Linked DNA regions of Homo sapiens: region 2 is linked to region 1. A link is a loop called in an ENCODE intact Hi-C map of the cell type or tissue named here. Cell type or tissue: Caco-2. All regions are shown on one strand. Each heading gives the region's core, and the rest is flanking DNA. Links, peaks and the distances in the headings are about the cores only.

What was found. A loop is a pair of places that touch in the nucleus more often than their neighbours do. Peaks named below come from ENCODE experiments on the same cell type or tissue, not always from the same donor. Only the 100,000 strongest peaks of a DNase experiment are listed, where the experiment ranks them.
Region 2: a loop joins it to region 1, with 2.2 times the contacts of the local background. A loop is called at or near these places in 7 of 110 quality-filtered maps.

The regions. Positions count from the first base shown.
Region 1 is chr10:103,574,980-103,583,303 of GRCh38, forward strand. The region is part of intron 3 of NEURL1 (neuralized E3 ubiquitin protein ligase 1); the gene reads left to right. LOC124902496 (a long non-coding RNA gene) reads right to left here. Exons shown (of 3, transcript XR_007062277.1): 1 at 7,733-8,324; 2 at 7,460-7,605; 3 at 4,992-6,010. Among named protein-coding and RNA genes, the nearest start is that of NEURL1-AS1, 62 kb to the left of the region's middle. In Caco-2, for the core only: no CTCF peak of the experiment used is centred there; DNase peaks (open chromatin) are centred at 2,034 and 4,002.
Region 2 is chr10:103,508,427-103,516,750 of GRCh38, forward strand. All of the region lies in intron 1 of NEURL1 (neuralized E3 ubiquitin protein ligase 1), which reads left to right. NEURL1-AS1 (NEURL1 antisense RNA 1) reads right to left here. Exons shown (of 4, transcript NR_120675.1): 2 at 6,915-6,976. Among named protein-coding and RNA genes, the nearest start is that of NEURL1-AS1, 4.9 kb to the right of the region's middle. RefSeq lists enhancers at 7,089-7,168, 7,189-7,348. In Caco-2, for the core only: no CTCF peak of the experiment used is centred there; a DNase peak (open chromatin) is centred at 4,405.

The DNA of each region.
Region 1 (8,324 bases), core at 89-8,088:
TCTTCCTGAATTTTTTTTTTTTTTGGTAAAGAGAGAGAGGGAGACACAGAGATTCATCCAGAGATCTCCTGAGGTGGGCGTGATCTCTCCACCTTCGTTCACTGCCTGTCCTCTGAGATACTCCCCTCTACCCCAGGTAGCCTCAGGATCAGCTTCCTTCCCTGCCTTCTCTTTCCTCTCCGCCCCACTTCCCGCCCCTCCCTCTCTCCATCACCTGCACCTTTACTGCACCTGTATCTTTCTGGGCTTTTCTCTCTCCCTTGACCTAGATCCTCTCACCCTTCTTGCTTTCCCTGGTCTTGGTGTCCTTCTCCCCGCTGCTGTCTCTCTTCTGAAGAAAGTCGCTGTCCATCTTGGTGGCTCTGAGGCTGGGCCAGTCTTTCCTGGGGTGACTGTCCCCCAAACCAATGTCTGATCTTTGGGGATTTTCTGCCAGGCCTGCCCCTGCCCCCTTTGTCTGAAGCCTGTGGTCAAAGCCCTCCCAATCTTACCTGCTCTGTGTTTGTTCCTTAGACCAGAGGCTTCCCAGGGTAGCTGGCACATAGTAGGTAAGCAGGTCAGGCCATGGATGGGTTGTGTCCCCAGACAGAGTGGAGGCAGGGGCTGGTGTCTCTCCCCAGTGGACGGTCCTCCCTGCCCTGGCCAGAATCCAAGCCCACAATGGTGCCCATGCCATGGCCCCAGCAGGCCCTCCTCCCTGTTATGGTGCCCATGCCACAGCCCCAGCAGGCCCTCCTCCCTGTTATGCTGGAGTTCTGCAGATCACCTCTTTCTTTGGGGCGCCCTGGCCCAAGCCCAGGCTGGTATCGTCAAGAATAACAGCTTCCTTCCTCCAGGGAGAAGGACCCGCCAGCAACTAAATAAACACAGGTTTTATGGGGTGATTAATACATGGAAAAAGAAGCTCCTATCCCAGTATCTCAAGGTCTCCTTGCTCCTCTCAGAAATGTCAATTCAGGAAGAGCAGCTGTGAGTCCCAGCAGGACTTGGCTGGCGGGCCAAGAGCCCACTTACAGGGTGCTCCAGAGCATCCCTTGGTGCCTACCACTGCCTAGGCACTAAGCGGGGGCAGGTGGGAGACAGAAGAATCAAAAACCCAGCCCCTCTCCTGGAATAATGTTTTCCCTGGGGGACACATCATATAACTGATGCAAGGTGGCCCAAGTTCAATTCTGCAATCAAGTGTGACCTGAAGAGTAAAACTGTGTGTATGTGTGGGAGGGGAGTGCAGCTAGAGAGCAATCCAGGAGGACTTCCTGTAGGAGACAAGTTTTAAGTCAGGAACTAAGTGAGGTGAAAAGAATGGATTGGTTGAGGAACAATTTAGGTCAGACAGGGGGGTGTCCACAGGTGCAGAGGTGGGGAATTGGCGGTCAGTAGGGGAGCAGATCCAGGAGGGGAAGGAATGAGGTAGAAAGGTAGTGGGTGACTTGTGGAGGTGAGGGGTGTGCACAGGTGTGGGTATGTGTATGCATCACAGGGGAGAGAGCCATGAGAGCTGAAAGCTTCCAGCAGCTTTTGTGCTGTCAAGTTGTTCAGTAAGAGGGACTGGCTGGTTGACAGTGGAGAAGTATGAGACCCAGAGATGGGGAGAGGCCTGCCCAAACTCTCCCAGCTGCTCATCAGCCAGGCCAGGCCTGGAACCCAGATCTCTCAGGCTGATCTGGGAGTAAGGTCAGAGGGAGGAGGCTATCAACACATCTAAATGGTGGGGCTGGGTCCGGGAGGGTTCTAGGAGGGGATGAGGTGGGGGCTCCCGAGGGCTTATGCATTCTATTCCATCCCTTGCCATGCACAGGTTCCCAGGTCTTGGTAAAAGACCCACGCCTGCCTACTGAGGAGAGAGCTGTATGGAGACTCTCAGGATGGGCTTCCAAGGGTCATGTGCTGCTGGGTGGGTTCTCCAGGCCCCCTGGAGATAGGGGCCTAGGTCAGGTCCCCTATCCAGGGTGTGCCTCAGCTTGGAGGTGCTGAGCATGAGTGATCCCCAGCCGAGGACCACACTGCCATCTGGGCCTTCTGCTTCCCAGGCTAAACCAATATTTACCCTCAGCTGTGGCTGCTAGGGGCCAAGAGGCAAATATTAGTTTAAGGAGCCTGAGCCAGCTGTTGGGCTGGGGGAAACAGCTGAGGCTGCCGATCATGATTTCTTCCTCTTTGATGATTTTCATTTCTTTTTGATTAAGAAAAAAATCTTGCTTTTCCTTCTGCTTCAGAGGGTTTTCTGGTGCTTCCTTTCTGCTTACCCCAAATTCTGCCAGCTATATCAGTGCCCCACACCAAACCCTCCCCTCCATTAGGAAGCTTTCCCAGACCTCCCTCATTCAAAATGACCCTTCCTCCTCCTGACCATCGGAAGCACTTGGAGACCTAAGTGGTATAAGCAGCTTTGAGTCATGTATTGTCCTGCTCTTTAAAGATCCAGCATATATCCTCTTTGTATATAAAGGAAGGTATTATTGTGCCCATTTTGTAGATAAGGAACAGAGGCTGAGAGAGGTCTGATAACCTGCCCAAGGTCACACAGCTGGCAGTTGGTGGAGCTGGGATTTGAACCCAGGAGCTTGGGCTACATTACCTTCCAGCTTCTCTAGATGTGAGTCCATCTGATCTCCCTATTAGGTCTGGATACCCGACAAGAGCGGGGACAGTGGCCCTCCTGTGCCTTCCAGAGTCGAGCTTACAAGAGCTCAAGGCATCAAGGATCAACTGCACATGTTGGGCACAGATAGGCCACCAGGGCCCCAGCAGTGCTGGTACAAGGAAGAGGGGCAGTGCAGCGCCCAGGATGCCAGATTCAGTGGGGAAGGTCGGTCTGCCTGCCTTATAGTTCCCCGGAGGCTCCCGAGGGCTTTGTCTGGTTCAGTTATTCCTGTGCACTCTAGTTTTCTACCACAATGAATATATATCAAGTTGAACCATATGTAATCACCAGTATTGGACTGTTTTTAACTTACAAGAAAGGCAATCTCATGTTTGCCCCTAGCATCTCTTGGGCCCAAGAGATTGTACTGGGGCCTTGGAGAGAGTGGTGGGGCTCAGGGTGGGGTGTATGTGGAGGGAGGAGCTCGGGCCTTGCAGTATTGGGGACAATGCCTTCATTTAAGATGCAGGAGACCCACTGAATCAAGGCTTGACTTGGCCACTCATTAGCTCTGGGCAGTTCTCAGCTTCTCTGTGCTTCAGCCTCCTCATTATTTGGGCATAATTATACACACCCCACTTACCTCACAGATGTGGAAAGGCATTTACACAAATGAGAAGGGCTTTTGTCTTTAGGTTAAAAAGGAATACCTAATTTAAAGACACCGCCCTCCACGGCCAAAAAAGCCAACCCCTCAAACCAGCTCTTCAACTAGAAGAGGGAGCCTTGAACCCAGGTCTCTGTATCGGGCTGAAAGGAAAACCATGCAATCGAAATTGCTCCTTGGAACAAGATCTGTGCTTCTCCAGCTGGGTTCCTTGGAACACTGGGGTTCCACAGAGGTGTCTTGGAGGCTGCAGAGAAGGCCAGAGAGAGGGTGAGGGGATAGGTGCTAGGTCCACCTCCTAGACTTCAGCCAGAACTTGGGGTTCTGTTGGACAAAAGGATTCCACTGCTTTTTAAAAAAGTTTGAGACCCACTAGACCAGATGATTCTATAAATCTATGAGATCCCGTGGCTTGAAGATTCTCTGAATCTTAAAGTCTGTGACTGTGAGTGATTTTAGGATGTTCTGCCCTTCCCTCTGTGAGCCCCAGAAAGCATGTTTGTTTCTCCTAAATTTCCCATGGTTGGGTTTAAAGGGAGAGGGTGGAGGTGGGTGCTGGGAGGGGTGGAGAACCCCCTTGCCTGTCTAAGCCAGGCACCCGCACTTCCCGGCTCCCTCCCATGCCCCGTGCCAGATGCGGACCAGCAGGAGGATGTTTGTGGAGACAGTAAAGGGCTGGCAGCGCCTCCCAAACAGGGGCCAGCAGATACCTGCTAGCAAGCCAGGCGGCTGCAGGCTGACCTGTGGTTACAGATTAGCCAGTGCTCCGGATGTGAGAACGTCAACAAATGGGACTCTCAGGCTGACGGCAAGCTCTGCCTCAAAGGAGGCCCCGGCCTGCCCTGAGGTCCCCCACGCCCAGGTCCTGCCTTGGTTACCCTGCACTGCTGGCAGCGTATGGCAGGGCCGGGTGGCTTTCTGGGCAACAGCAAGCCCTGGGGCCCTCCTCAGTCTGTCTCCTCCCGCTCCCACTCCTGCTCTTCACCAGGTGTTTGCTAACAGTTTTCTCACCTGTCAACCCAAACCCTCCTGTGTTTCAGCTCAGGTCAACTCCTGTGTCGTCCAGAATACCTTCCCTAGCCCACTCTGAAACAGGAAGGGGACTTCAGCCTTAGTTGGGGATCTTGATCCTAAAGGGGTTATTTACTGTAAAGGAGAGAAGACTCAGAGGGAGCCCCAAGGAGGGTATCTGGGATACATATGGATTCCCACCAGGAGAGTTTTTCTAAGTCATGGTTATTCCAAGGTGGGGAATAGGTAGCCTTGGGAGATGGTAAACTTCCTGACCCTAGGGCCATTCTAGCCTCTAGCTGAGAGATTGGCAGGGATAAATGGATTTCCTAGTACCTTAGTTCCTCGAAAGTCCTGTCTAATCCTAGATACTAAGACTCTGGTAACTGAATTGTATTCAAATATTTTCCTGACTTCGGGGCAGGCATGGTGGCTCACACCTGTAATCTCAGCACTTTGGGAGGCTGAGGCCAGCAGATCACTTGAGCTGAGGAGTTCGAAACCAGCCTGGGAAACCTAGTGAAACCCTGTCTCTACAAAAAATACAAAAATTAGCCAGGCGTGGTGGTGTGCACCTGTAGTCCCAGCCACTTTGGAGGCTGAGGCACAAGAATCGCTTGAACCTGGGAGGCAGAGGATGCAGTGAGTGAGCCTAGATCGTGCCACTGCACTCCAGCCTGGGGAACAGAGCGAGACCCCGTATCAAAAAATAATAATAATAAAAAAAACATGTCCTGCCTTTAAGCCTTGCCCCTTCCACTGACTCTTGGCTCCCAGGGCCCAGTTCCTGGCTCCTCCCTCTCCCAGACTCCCTGCCCAGGGCTGGGCACACAGTAGGTCAGTGAGTAGGGCCCCCAGCACCACCTAGAGGAGGGGAAACACATGGCCGGGACCTCCCTGCCCTGGCAGGGTCTGCTTATTTTTGCTCTGGCCCAGGGTGTTGGTAGAGCCACTGCCGGGCACCAGAACAGGCAAGAGCTGAAGACTGACAGGTTCTTTCCTGAATGATGGGACATGCAAGGGTAGTCAGCTTAGCGGCTTCTCCTCATGGCCTTGTGCCATCTCTGTTCCCATCATAAACACCTCCAAAGCAGGTGGGCACGTGTCCCGGCACCGATTATGTAACTTGTTGCTTCCGAATGTGGGGCCACCCCACTGCTTGGGGTGAGAGGTTGCCCATCTGGTTTTTCTAAGCCTTACCCATCAAGTGGTGCAGTCTTGGGCCGAGGTTGGTCCCATGGTGTTCTCCCATGGCTTGGGGCCCCAAACACTGCCCTGACCTCTAACTTGGTATCAGCTCACTCAACTGTGACCTTTGCCGTCCCTTCTGCGGAGGGTGTTCTAACCAGCTCCTGTGTCTCGAGTTTCATCTATTTCAGGGCTTCGACACAGCTGGGCTCACTGATGGGATGGTTATTTTGGAGCTGCTGGCTGCCTGCAGCTGCTCCTGACCCTGAGGGGTGGAGAGGGAGAGAAGACAGACTTGGGCTGGGCACTGGCCCTAGGGATTCGTTCCGTTTTTAGCTGTTTCCCAGCAGCTTTTGTCCCTCCCCTCCCAACTCTAGCAAGATTTCAAGCAAGGCTAAAGGGATCCTCTTCCTACCCCCTTCTCTTTGTACATCCTCCACTGTTTCTCCTTTCTTTCTTCTTTATCCTCTCACCTCTACATTTTAGCTGCTGCTTCTTGGTCTTTGGTGATTTCATTCAATGAGTATTTCCTGGGTACCCATCATGACTGATGTGAAATCCTGCATTAAGGTTCAAAAAGCCCATGGTCTGAGGACAGGTGTACCTGACTTTTAGTTGAGACTGTGCTCAAGCCAAGCAAATACTAATATCTGAAGTTATCGGGTAGCTTCTGGGTGCTGGGGGTGGTCCCACTTTACCTCGGATCTTTCCAACAACAACTCAGGGCAGGTATTATTACCCCTATTCTCTAGGTGAGAAATTTGAGGCTGGGAGGAAGGTTGCTTACCCAAAAGCCACCAGCCAAGTGCTGGATCAGACATTTAAACCTAGGCCTGATCCAGACCTGGATCACCCCAAAGCCCATGCACTTTCTTCTGAATCATGTGGCATTTCACATGCCAATAACAACGGCTTATATTAACCTAATGACTGTGCCAGGTCTCCTATTAGGTGCCCTGTGTACCTTACTCCTTTTCATCCTCACAGCGTCTCTTCTAAGGGGAGTATTAGATACAGATTTTATGTAAATCAGTAGATGCTGATTTCACTGCTGAAGAGGCCCCAAGAAGTTCAGCTATTTGTCCAGTCATATAGCCCTGTCATACAGGAAATGGCAGGGCCAGGATTTGAACCTAGACTGATGACTTCAAATTCATTGCACTTAACTGTGCTCCTGTCCTGCCTACTAGTATATGAATGTTGGTTACTGAAAAAAACCTAATGTACTTTTAGGTTGCATTATTAGAAGTATAGCATATATACCAAGGGAGGTGATGGCCACACTATGCCTTGAGCTGGTTGGTGCACATCTAGAGTACTGAGTCTGGTTTTGTTCATTATCTAAGAGGTGGGAAGGTGTGTGGGGACTCTGAGTATTCCCTGAGAATTGTCTTCAGTACTGGGCTGATAGGCAGCTCAGGAGGTAGTGGGTTAAATACAGGGAGGTAGATTTTGGTTTAAAAGAAGGAAATACTCTTTAAAGACAGATTAACTCCACAATGGAACAGGTTGCCTGGAAGTTAGTGAGCACCTGGTAGTGTGCATGTTTAAGTAGAAGGGGACTCCTGAAGGGGCAGAGAGACCAGGATAGCTTGCATCCAGCCCCATTAAGAGCTCTGTTCTGAGGGTCTGCCCAGCCCCAGGAGCTCTGGACTGATTGTCCTGAGGGGGTGGTGTGGGCCCTGTGACAGCTGTGTTCCTGGAGGCTCTGGCTGGACATCTCTGAGCGACCTGATTCCTCTTCTCCCTGCTGTTACTGCCCCTTCCCCTCTCTGTCTCCCACCCTCTGAAGTTCCCAAGGGTCAGTGCCTGGAATCCCAGAGGGGTGAGGGAGCAGGGACTGTTCCCCAGGGTCCAGGTCAGCCCACTGGCTTTCCCCCACTCTGCACCATTTGTCTCTCCTACCTCCCCCCTGCACAGGCCCTCCTGGCCTCTGCCTCTGCCTCTCTGCAGCCCCCCAGCCTCTATGCACCATCACTGTCACAGAGTCAATTCCCTGGAATAATCACATTTTCTGGCCGGCTCCCTCCTCCTCGCCAACACGATTCCAGGAAACCCCAATCAGCCAGGCCCCAGGAGGCTTCTCCAGAGCTTCAGGAGGCTTGGGGGGAAGGGCCCACACCCAGAGCTTTCTGGGGGCCAGACAACACAGTTCCTGGAAGGGGCAGTGAAAGGGTGAAAGAAAAGAGGGAGGTTTAGTGACCATGTCTACATTCAGTTGGAACTGAATTTTGGCCTCTGCTGTCCCTACCAGACCAATCCCCCAAGCTTTGCTGTCATACCTGAGAACCCCAGCCATCCTTAACCCAGTTCCTGAAGAGACAGCACAGATTCTCCCTTGGAGAGGTTCAGGGAGAAGGCCCAAAGGAAGGGATCGGTCCATGGTGCGGCTTACAGTGGCACCAGGCATATTTGGAGAGATTGACTCACGCAGAAAGGCTTCAATAAACAAGGAGAGTCTGGAAGTGAAGAATGCGGCATTAGGAGTTGGACAGACCTTTTTTTCAATCCTGGATCTGCCACATGGCGGCTGTCATAACGCCGCTGAGCTTTATCTGTAAAACGGGAACACTTCCACGGGCTGCCGTAAGGATGAATTGCAGGGGTAATTCATGGAACATGGTGATCACTTTTATTGAAAGTTATAGGACTCCATAAAGCAGAACATAACACAGCCATTAGAAGAATATGGTGTTGGAAACAGTTATTGGCACGGAGAGGTGTTCAGATGCTGGGGATAAGATGGAAGGAGCCCAGGAGTTAAATTTTTGAAAATTTTGAAAAAAGCTACCAGGGTTCTTAGCCTGGAGTCCTTGCCCATGAATGGCTTCATGTAGTTCATGAATGCCGAGAAATTATCTACAGAATTTAGTG
Region 2 (8,324 bases), core at 266-8,265, 66 kb before region 1:
CTGTCTCTGAGCGCCCTGACTTCTCTTCCAGCCCCGAGGGACAAAGGCAGACCTTGGACTCAATGGAGTGCCAGCCCTGTCTGGGTGGACAGACTTTCTCACCCACCCCTCCGCAAGTCCCATGCAGGAAACCCCCTCTTTGGAGGGCTGAGAGGGCTTAGCCAGTGCCTGAGAGGGGCAGAAGGGGTTTTCCCTTTCTGAGGCTGGCGTTTGCAGATCTGTGGGACTGAGGAGACCAGCCAGACATGCAGACCCTGATGTGGGCCCAGGGGTTGGAGGAAGCGGTTGGGATAGGTCATGAGGGAGCAGAATGCCACTCACATGAAAGTTTCGGCCTCAGAGGGCAGCCCGCCAGGAAACTAGGGCTCTGTGTGCATGAGGGAGTCCTGCCTCCTTCACAGCAAAATGTGAAAGAAGCTGTTTTAGGGATCTTGGGTTTCCTCATCTGATCCCCCAAGTTGAGGTTGTGTTAAAGAAACCAAATACAGGGTCAGGTGCGGTGGCTCATGTCTGTAATCCCAGCACTTTGGGTGGCTTTGGCTTAGCTTCACCTCCTTAGCACGAGGCTGAGGCGGGTGGATCACCTGAGGTCAGGAGTTCGAGACCAGCCCGGCCAACATGGCGAAAGCCCATCTCTATTAAAAATACAAAACAATTAGCTGGGTGTGGTGGCGCACACCTGTTAGTCCCAGCTACTCAGGAGGCTGAGGCAGGAGAATCACTTGAACCCAGGAGGCAGAGGCTGCAGTGAGCCAAGATCGCACCACTGCACTCCAGCAGCCTGGGTGACAGAGCAAGACTCTGTCTCAAAAAAAAAAAAAAAAAAGAGAAAGAAACCAAATACAGTTGTGTGTGGCTTAACAATGGGGACACATTCTGAGAATTGTGTTGTTAGGCGATTTCGTCATAGGGGAACAGCACAGAGTGCACTTACACAAACCTAGATGGTGTAGCCTCCTGCACATCTAGGCTATGTGTTGTGGCCTATTGTTCCTTGGCTACAAACCTATATAGCATTACTGTGCTAGATACCGCAGGCAGTGGTAACACAAGGGTAAGTATTTATGCACCTAACCATAGAAAAGGTAACATAATGCATTGCACGATGATGTTATCATGGCTACGACATCACTGGGTGATAGGAATTTTTCAGCTCCGTCATAATCTTATGGGATCACTGTCTTATATGTGATCTGTCATTGAACGAAATGTCATTGTGCGGCTCATTTCTGTATAAGAAGAGGCCAGATCGGCTTTTGAAGAGAGAGCTCCCTCCCCAAGATTCAGGACTTTTTCTGAAAGTGGAGGTTTTCTGTCTGGTGCTAAGGTTCTCAGTTCCTGAGGCATGAGGTGGTATTTTGGGGTGAAGGTGCTATTTCTGCAGGCAAGATTTTGGGCTGATCTTGAGGCTCCCATTTGGGAGTATGGGTTCCAGGTTGAGGATGAGGGTTCCATTCCTGGAGGGCAGGTTTCCGTTTCAGGGTCCAGGATTTGTGATTGTGTTTCAGTCTTGTGGTCAAGAGTCCATTTTGGAGCTCAGTATTCTGGAATTGGGTTGAGATTCTCTCCCTGGGTGGGGTTTGATGATCAGGGTGGAGGTCTTGTACCCTGGGAGGAAGGGAAGAGCTAGAACCTCCTTCCTCTTCTAGAGGAGACTTCCTGGGGCCATCAGCAGATGAAGGGGCCGGTAGAGCAACCTCTGAGCTGACACCTGGGAGGCCCAGGCTCCAGCCCTGGCCTTGGTGTAAGACTGTTTGTGGGTAAGTCACTTATAAGCTCTAGGTCTCTGGCTGCAAGCTTTGGCCGGACAGTGATGTTGACTCACAAAGCACCATCCATGTTCACTTGAGCTTCCCAAAATGACACTAATGGTGGGCTCCGTAGACACCCACGGCCACTGCTTTGCTTGGTGAGTCAAATCCATGGTGACAGGACTCAGGCTGCCCTGGGCACTGCCAGCTTGGTCCAATTAGTGCCAATTGGATCTTAACGTGTGCTGAGCGGCCCCTGGGGAGAGTGAGCACACATCGAGTGGGACATGTTAAATCTGGGTCCCTGGGGCTTGGCATGTGGCTCTGTGGGGCGGGAGATGGGCCAGGTTGGGCCAACAGCCCCCCTCCTTGTAGGCCAGCTCTTACCTAGGCCAGGCAGTGGGCAAAGACATGTGGCAAGCCAGGTTCTGAAGGGGCCCAGCTGTCTCCCTTGTGCTGTGCTGAGGGGCTGAGACCCAGAGGGGCTGTTCTTCACCCCTGGCTGGGCTGACCCCTGCCTGAGAAACATCTGTGTCTATATAGGACTGCCACCCACACCCCTCCTCTGTTTCTCTCTTGCTACCTCCAATGTGGATCCTTCTCTTGGAGAGCTAAAGTTGCTGGGAAGAAAAAGTTCCATTCCATTTGTCCTGGGCTTTGAGCTCTGGGAAGCCCTCTTCCTTCCCAGGTGTTGCTCAAGACCCCCCTAGAAGTTTCTCAGGCAGGCGGTCTTGGCCTTATTTCCTGGATGTTTCCAGGCCACCCCCCGCCGCTGTTTCCCATTTCCACTGCCCAGGTCACACCATTGCCAGTGGGCCTTGAATGGGGGGGCTCCTGACTTGGCCTCTTAGCCCGCATCCACCCTGCTGCAGGTGGACTTCCCCATCTCAGAGGCCCTCCTTTGTTTTACCAAAACAGGCGACAGGATAGGAGTGAGTGGGGGACATGCTTTCCAGGTCTAGGGCAATCTCTTCTGTGCTCTGAAAGGACATCTTTGGGATAGAGTCCTTTCCCTGAAGTGCAGGAAACTCAGGCACTTGAGAAGAGGGGGAACTTTCTCCACCAGCCAGTCTGTCCCAGGGACACAGGGGGAGCTCTGGGTCTGCAGGGACCCCCAGGCCCCCTCTCTTGGCCTGGCCATGGAACCTGAGAGGCTGAGAGGCCTGGGGGTCCCACTGGGCTATGGAAACCCAACCCACATGCTGACGCTGGTGCAGCCCAGCAGGCCTCTGGAATTCTCCAGCAGCATCTGAGGGGACCTGGGGTGCAAGGAGGGAAGAGGAAAGGTAGGCAGGATAGAATGCACTGTAGCCAAGGCATAGACTCTGGAATTGGACTTTGTCTTGGCTCCCTGGGCCTCAAAGCTTAACTTCTCCATGTCCTAATTCCTTATTTGAGGTAATGCTTGACTAGTAATAAAAGCATAATAAATATTAGCTATGGTTGCCATCGTTGGGCTCATCCTTCAGGTCTTGGCTTAGCTTCGCCTACTCTAGGAAGCTTTCCCTGACCACCGGGTGGGTTAGATGGCTTCTGCTGTCCCTCTCTGGCTGCCCTGGGCTTCACCATCCTCGCACTGATCACACTAGCTGCCAGGCCTGTTTGCTTGTCTGTATTTTTTACTGTCTCTCTTGCTTACTGCTGTATCACCACCACCAGTGCCTGGCACACACAGTAGGCACTCAACTATGTTTTGAAATTAATGCAAGAATGGGCTGATTCTGGGGAATTCAAACTTTTCTTCTATGGGCTCTTCAGGGCTGCCGCAGCCACATCCAGTTAGTTCTCTGCTGAAATGACATTTTCTGAATACCAGGCTCTGGAGCCCAGACAAGAGCAAGATGGAACCATTGCTTCATTCATTCATTCATTCATTGATGGCACAGATGTTCTTTGGGTGCTCTTTAGGTGTCAGGCCTTGTGCCAGGCTCTGGAGACAGACATGGTTCTGCCCTTATAGAACTTGTGCTGCTGATCACTTGGGCAGAGGGAGGTCAGAAGTCAGAGGAGAGAGTGGTCAGTTAGGCTGAATGGAATCAGGGAGAACTTCCAGGAGAAGGGGTTTGCTTTGAAGAATGGTGGAGAAGTTTAGATGGACAGAGAGGGGCTTTCTCTTGGGAGTGGGCAAGGAGCTGATGGAGGAGATGGAGCCACCTATGTGTAGCCATGAGGCAAGGCTGACCAGTGACAGTGTGGCCTGAGGCTGTGCAGCCAACCCACAGGACTCAAAAGCTGTGGGGACCATTGGTCCTGGCTCTGCCAGCCACAGATAGGTGACCTTGGGCAGGGCACTTCTCTGTCCCTCCAAGTAGTTTAGTCATTTCTAAGATGGGAACTGGCTGGGTGAGGTGGTTCATGCTTGGAATCCCAGCACTTTGGAAGGCTGAAGTGGGTGGATTGCTTGAGCCCAGGAGTTCAAGACCAGCCTGGGTGACATGGAGAAACCCCATCTCTACCAAACAAACATAAAAAGGACGGGAGCTGTGCTGCTCGGCAGTTTCCCCAGCGCCCGCAGGGTTGGGCTGGGCTCAAGGGCAGGTATGTGTGGAGGGAGGCTTGTGTGGGAAAGGGGAGGGCTTCAGGTGTCTCTGTTTTGTAAATAATTAAATTCTTATCTTAAGCTAGTTGTGTCCACACTGAGGGAGGCAGGAGGGGGACTGGGAACAAGGTGCTGTGTTGTCCAGGAAGTGGCTGGGTCCCTTCTCTCCCCTCTTCCCTCCCTCCTGGCCTCCCAGTCAAGGCAGGTGGTGGGGGCCCCTAGGGTCTTCTCGTCTCTGGCTGCCTCACTCCTTCCCCGTCTTTCTCTCTCCCTCTACCTTCTCATTTCTGGTTCCCTGTCACATTCCCACCTCTACGACATAAAGGACCCCCTGCCCCTCTCCATTGACACCCCCCCAGGCCACCATGGCCACCATCACCCGGTGCCCACCCGGCTTTGCTGCCTGCTGAAGTCTTGCTCGCTCCCCAGCAGCCCTCCCTGGCAGCCCCCAGGTCTGCTGAGCCTCTCGGGAGGCCTCAGGGGAGCACTGGCCTCTCCCTTGCCCCAGTGCTCCAGAGACAAGCAGGCACATTTTCATTTTTAGTGCTTACTACTGGGAATGTGAAGGTCTGTTTAGTCTTGTCCAGCTAACATAAACCAGCCGGAACTGGGCCGTGGCAGGGAACTTTGCTGTAGTTCCCTTATTTGGAATGAAATTCATTGTTTTTCACTGGGAGGTATTGGGGGCTTTGGGGAGGCCCCACTGGGCCCTGCCCCAGGGTGTGGCCTGAGTGGCCTCTCCAAGGCTCACTGAGGTGCCTGTGCCACAGAGGCTAGCCCTGGGATACCTCAGCCCCTGCCAGGTTCACAGACTGCGGACAGCCGCGAGCCACGCCTAGTGCCTCAGGAATGGAGAGTGTCTGGGGTCATGTCCAACTCTGTCAGTTCACAGAGGAGAAACTGAGGCTCACAGAGGAGCAGGGACCTACCCAGACTCACAGGGCAAGTTGAAGCAGGTGGAGGTCTAGAACCCAGGGCCCCTGGTCCTCTGGTTCTCAGACCTCTATACTGTGGGGCCAGGGTGCCTCTGGCCTAGGAGCTGGTGAGGGTGGGGGGTGGGAGGACAGGGGTGCGGATGAATCTGGCTGGAGTGGTCTGCAGCTTGGGAATCCCCCAAGGCCTCTGGGGCAGGCTAGTGTGAGGCCTGGGGCAGTGAGGCCGGGGGAGGGCTGTGGGAGAGGAGGAAGGGGAGGTGAGAGGAGAGGGAGAGGTGTCCAAGAGGCTGGGGGAGCTGGATCCGGCCCTGACCCCGCTGTTGTCAGTGTGACTTTAGCCTTGGTTTCCCCCATCTGTCCCAGAGGCTCAGTCTTTTTACTTTTTCTCTTTCTTTTTGCACCTCTCCCAGGAGGTCTCCTGGATGAACTGAGTTGGGGATGTTTCTTTTTCTTTTTTTTTCTTTTTTTTGAGACAGAGTCTTGCTGGAGTGTAGTGGCACGATCTTGGCTCACTGCAACCTCCGCCTCCTGGGGTTCAAGCAATTCTCCTACCTCAGCCTCCCAAGTAGCTGGGACTACAGCATGCGCCACCAAGCCCAGCTAATTTTTTTTGTATTTTTAGTAGAGATGGGGTTTCACCATGTTGGTCAGGATGGTCTCGATCTCTTGACCTTGTGATCTGCCCACCTCGGCCTTCCAAAGGGAGTGTTTCTTACCTGCCATGGACCGCGTCCCCGGGCTGGTTACTATCCCTCTCTGTGCCCAGGCTCCTTTCCTTGTCAAGTGGAGTGTGGACTCTCCTTGAGGCCTCTGCTCTCTGACCCCTCCTGCCCCAGCCTGGGCCATCTGCCCCTGGGCTTCTCTTCACTCTAGACTCCTGAGTCTGCAGGGTCTGGCCCCTCAGACCCAAAAGTTTGTCTGGGGAAGTCCTCCTGCTCAGACCCCCAGCCCTGCAGAGAGGGCAGGGCTGGTGGAGAACAGAGGGAGTAGCCCCTGGCACTGTGGCAAGGGAGTGAGATTGACAGGCAGATCTTGGGTTCAAACCTTGACTCTGACACTTATTAACTAGGCTATTAATTTGGGGCAGCTACTTCAAAACCCAGGGACCCTAAGGGCCCCATACGTAGGATAGGGAGTGGGGCAGGAAGCATGCATGCCCAGGGCCACCGACAGGGGTGTGCTCAACTCTAGGTGCCTCAGGCCAGCCTTGGGGCTCTCTCTGGACAGCCCCCTCTCCCCATCCACCTCACCACCCTGTGGCCTTAGTTCTATCTCAGTCTACTCAAGAAACATCAGGCTGGGCAGGTGGCTCATGGCTGTAATCCCAGTACTTTGGGAGGCCGAGGCAGGTGGATCACCTGAGGTCAGGAGTTTGAGACTGGCCTGGCCAACATGGTGAAACTCTGTCTGTACTAAAAATACAAAAATTAGCCAGGTGTGGTGATGGGCACCTGTAATCCCAGCTATTCGGGAGGCTGAGGCAGGAGAATCGCTTGAGCCTGGGAGGCGGAGGTTGCAGTGAGCTGAGATCACGCCGCCGTACTCCAGTCTGGGCGACAGAGCAAGACTCTGTCTCAAAAAAAAAAAAAAAAAAAAAAAAAAAAAGAAACATCAAGTGTGTGTTTAGATATTCTTTCCAGAGGAAGTTCCCCACTTCACATCCTTTAAAATAACTTCTCATTTACTCACTTATTCTTTTCACAGGAAACGCACAGCTGGGACGTAGGAGGCTGTAACTGACCAGTGTGGGACTGGAAAAGGAAAGAGAGATGTTAGAAAGTGTGGGCCTGGGGAATCCTAACTAGAAGGCCCCTGGTGCTGGGGAAATTAGGGTAGGAGATGCTGCATTGTTTACTATGAAAATTCCAGTCACTGCTCTTTTAGCAGTCATGCTAGTACATTAGCCAAGGCTGTTTATAAAGGTATAGTAAACTTTCACTTCTGCAAGGTCAGTGAGACTCTCATTTGCAAAAGATCATCTTGTTGCCAAGAACAAATCACCACCTAGTGAAACATTTAGCTCAGCCATGAAAGTGAAACCAGATGACGAATGAACTAGTGTCCACACAGACCCTAGGTGTCTCTGGGCAGTAGGAGCTATTGAAAGTTTTAGATTTGCTTTTTGGAAAGATCGTGCTGGCTACCCTGTGGAGGATGGAGTTAAGAGGGACAAGTTGGAAGACCACTTATGAAGGAAGTGAAGTTGTCTAGGGGAGGGATGCTGAAGCCTGAACTACAGATGTGGTCCAAGAGAGGAAGGAACACGTTTGAAACATATTTAAGAGGTGTGCTTTGGCCGAGTGCGGTGGCTCATGCCTGTAATCCCAGCACTTTGGGAGGCCAAGGCAGGTGGATCACTTGAGTCCAGGAGTTTGAGACCAGCCTGAGCAACATTGCAAAACACCATTTCTACAAAAATATAAAAAATTAGCCGAGTGTGGTGGTGTGCGCCTGTAGTCCCAGCTACTTGGGAGGCTGAGGTGGGAGGATCATTTGAGCCTGGGAGGTGAAGGTTGCAGTGAGCTGAGACTGCACGACTGCACTCCAGCCTGGGTGATAGAGTGAGACCCCATCTCAAAAAAAAAAAAAAAAAGAAAAGAAAAAAATAAAAGGTTGTGTTTGGCAGCACTGATAACTGAATGATGCAGGCGGTGAGAGTGAGGGAATAATCCAAGATTATTCCTGGTGCCAGGTTTTCAGGTGACTGGGAGAATGGTGATCCCATCAGGACCCCAAGCAGAAGGCGGGGGTTGGAGGGAAAGATGATAGGTTGAGTTTTGGCCAGGGTGTGTCAGAAGAGCCCTGAGATATCCTGGGGGAGACGCTGGGTTGGCAACTCCATGTGTGAGCTTGAATCTCAGAAGAGAGATCAGGGCCACAATGAGTTGTCAGCAGTGGGTGTCACTTAAACCATGAGAGTGGTTGAAATATCACAGGGTGGACAGAATGAAACCATGAAGAAGGTGTGGGAGAGGTACAAGGAGAATCAGGAAAGGTCAGAGGGCCAGAGAGGCCAAGGGAGCAGAGTTTAGAGGTATGATATGGCACAGTGCAGTGGTTCTCTAAGGGCCTACGAATTGCCTGGAGAGCTTGGAAAAA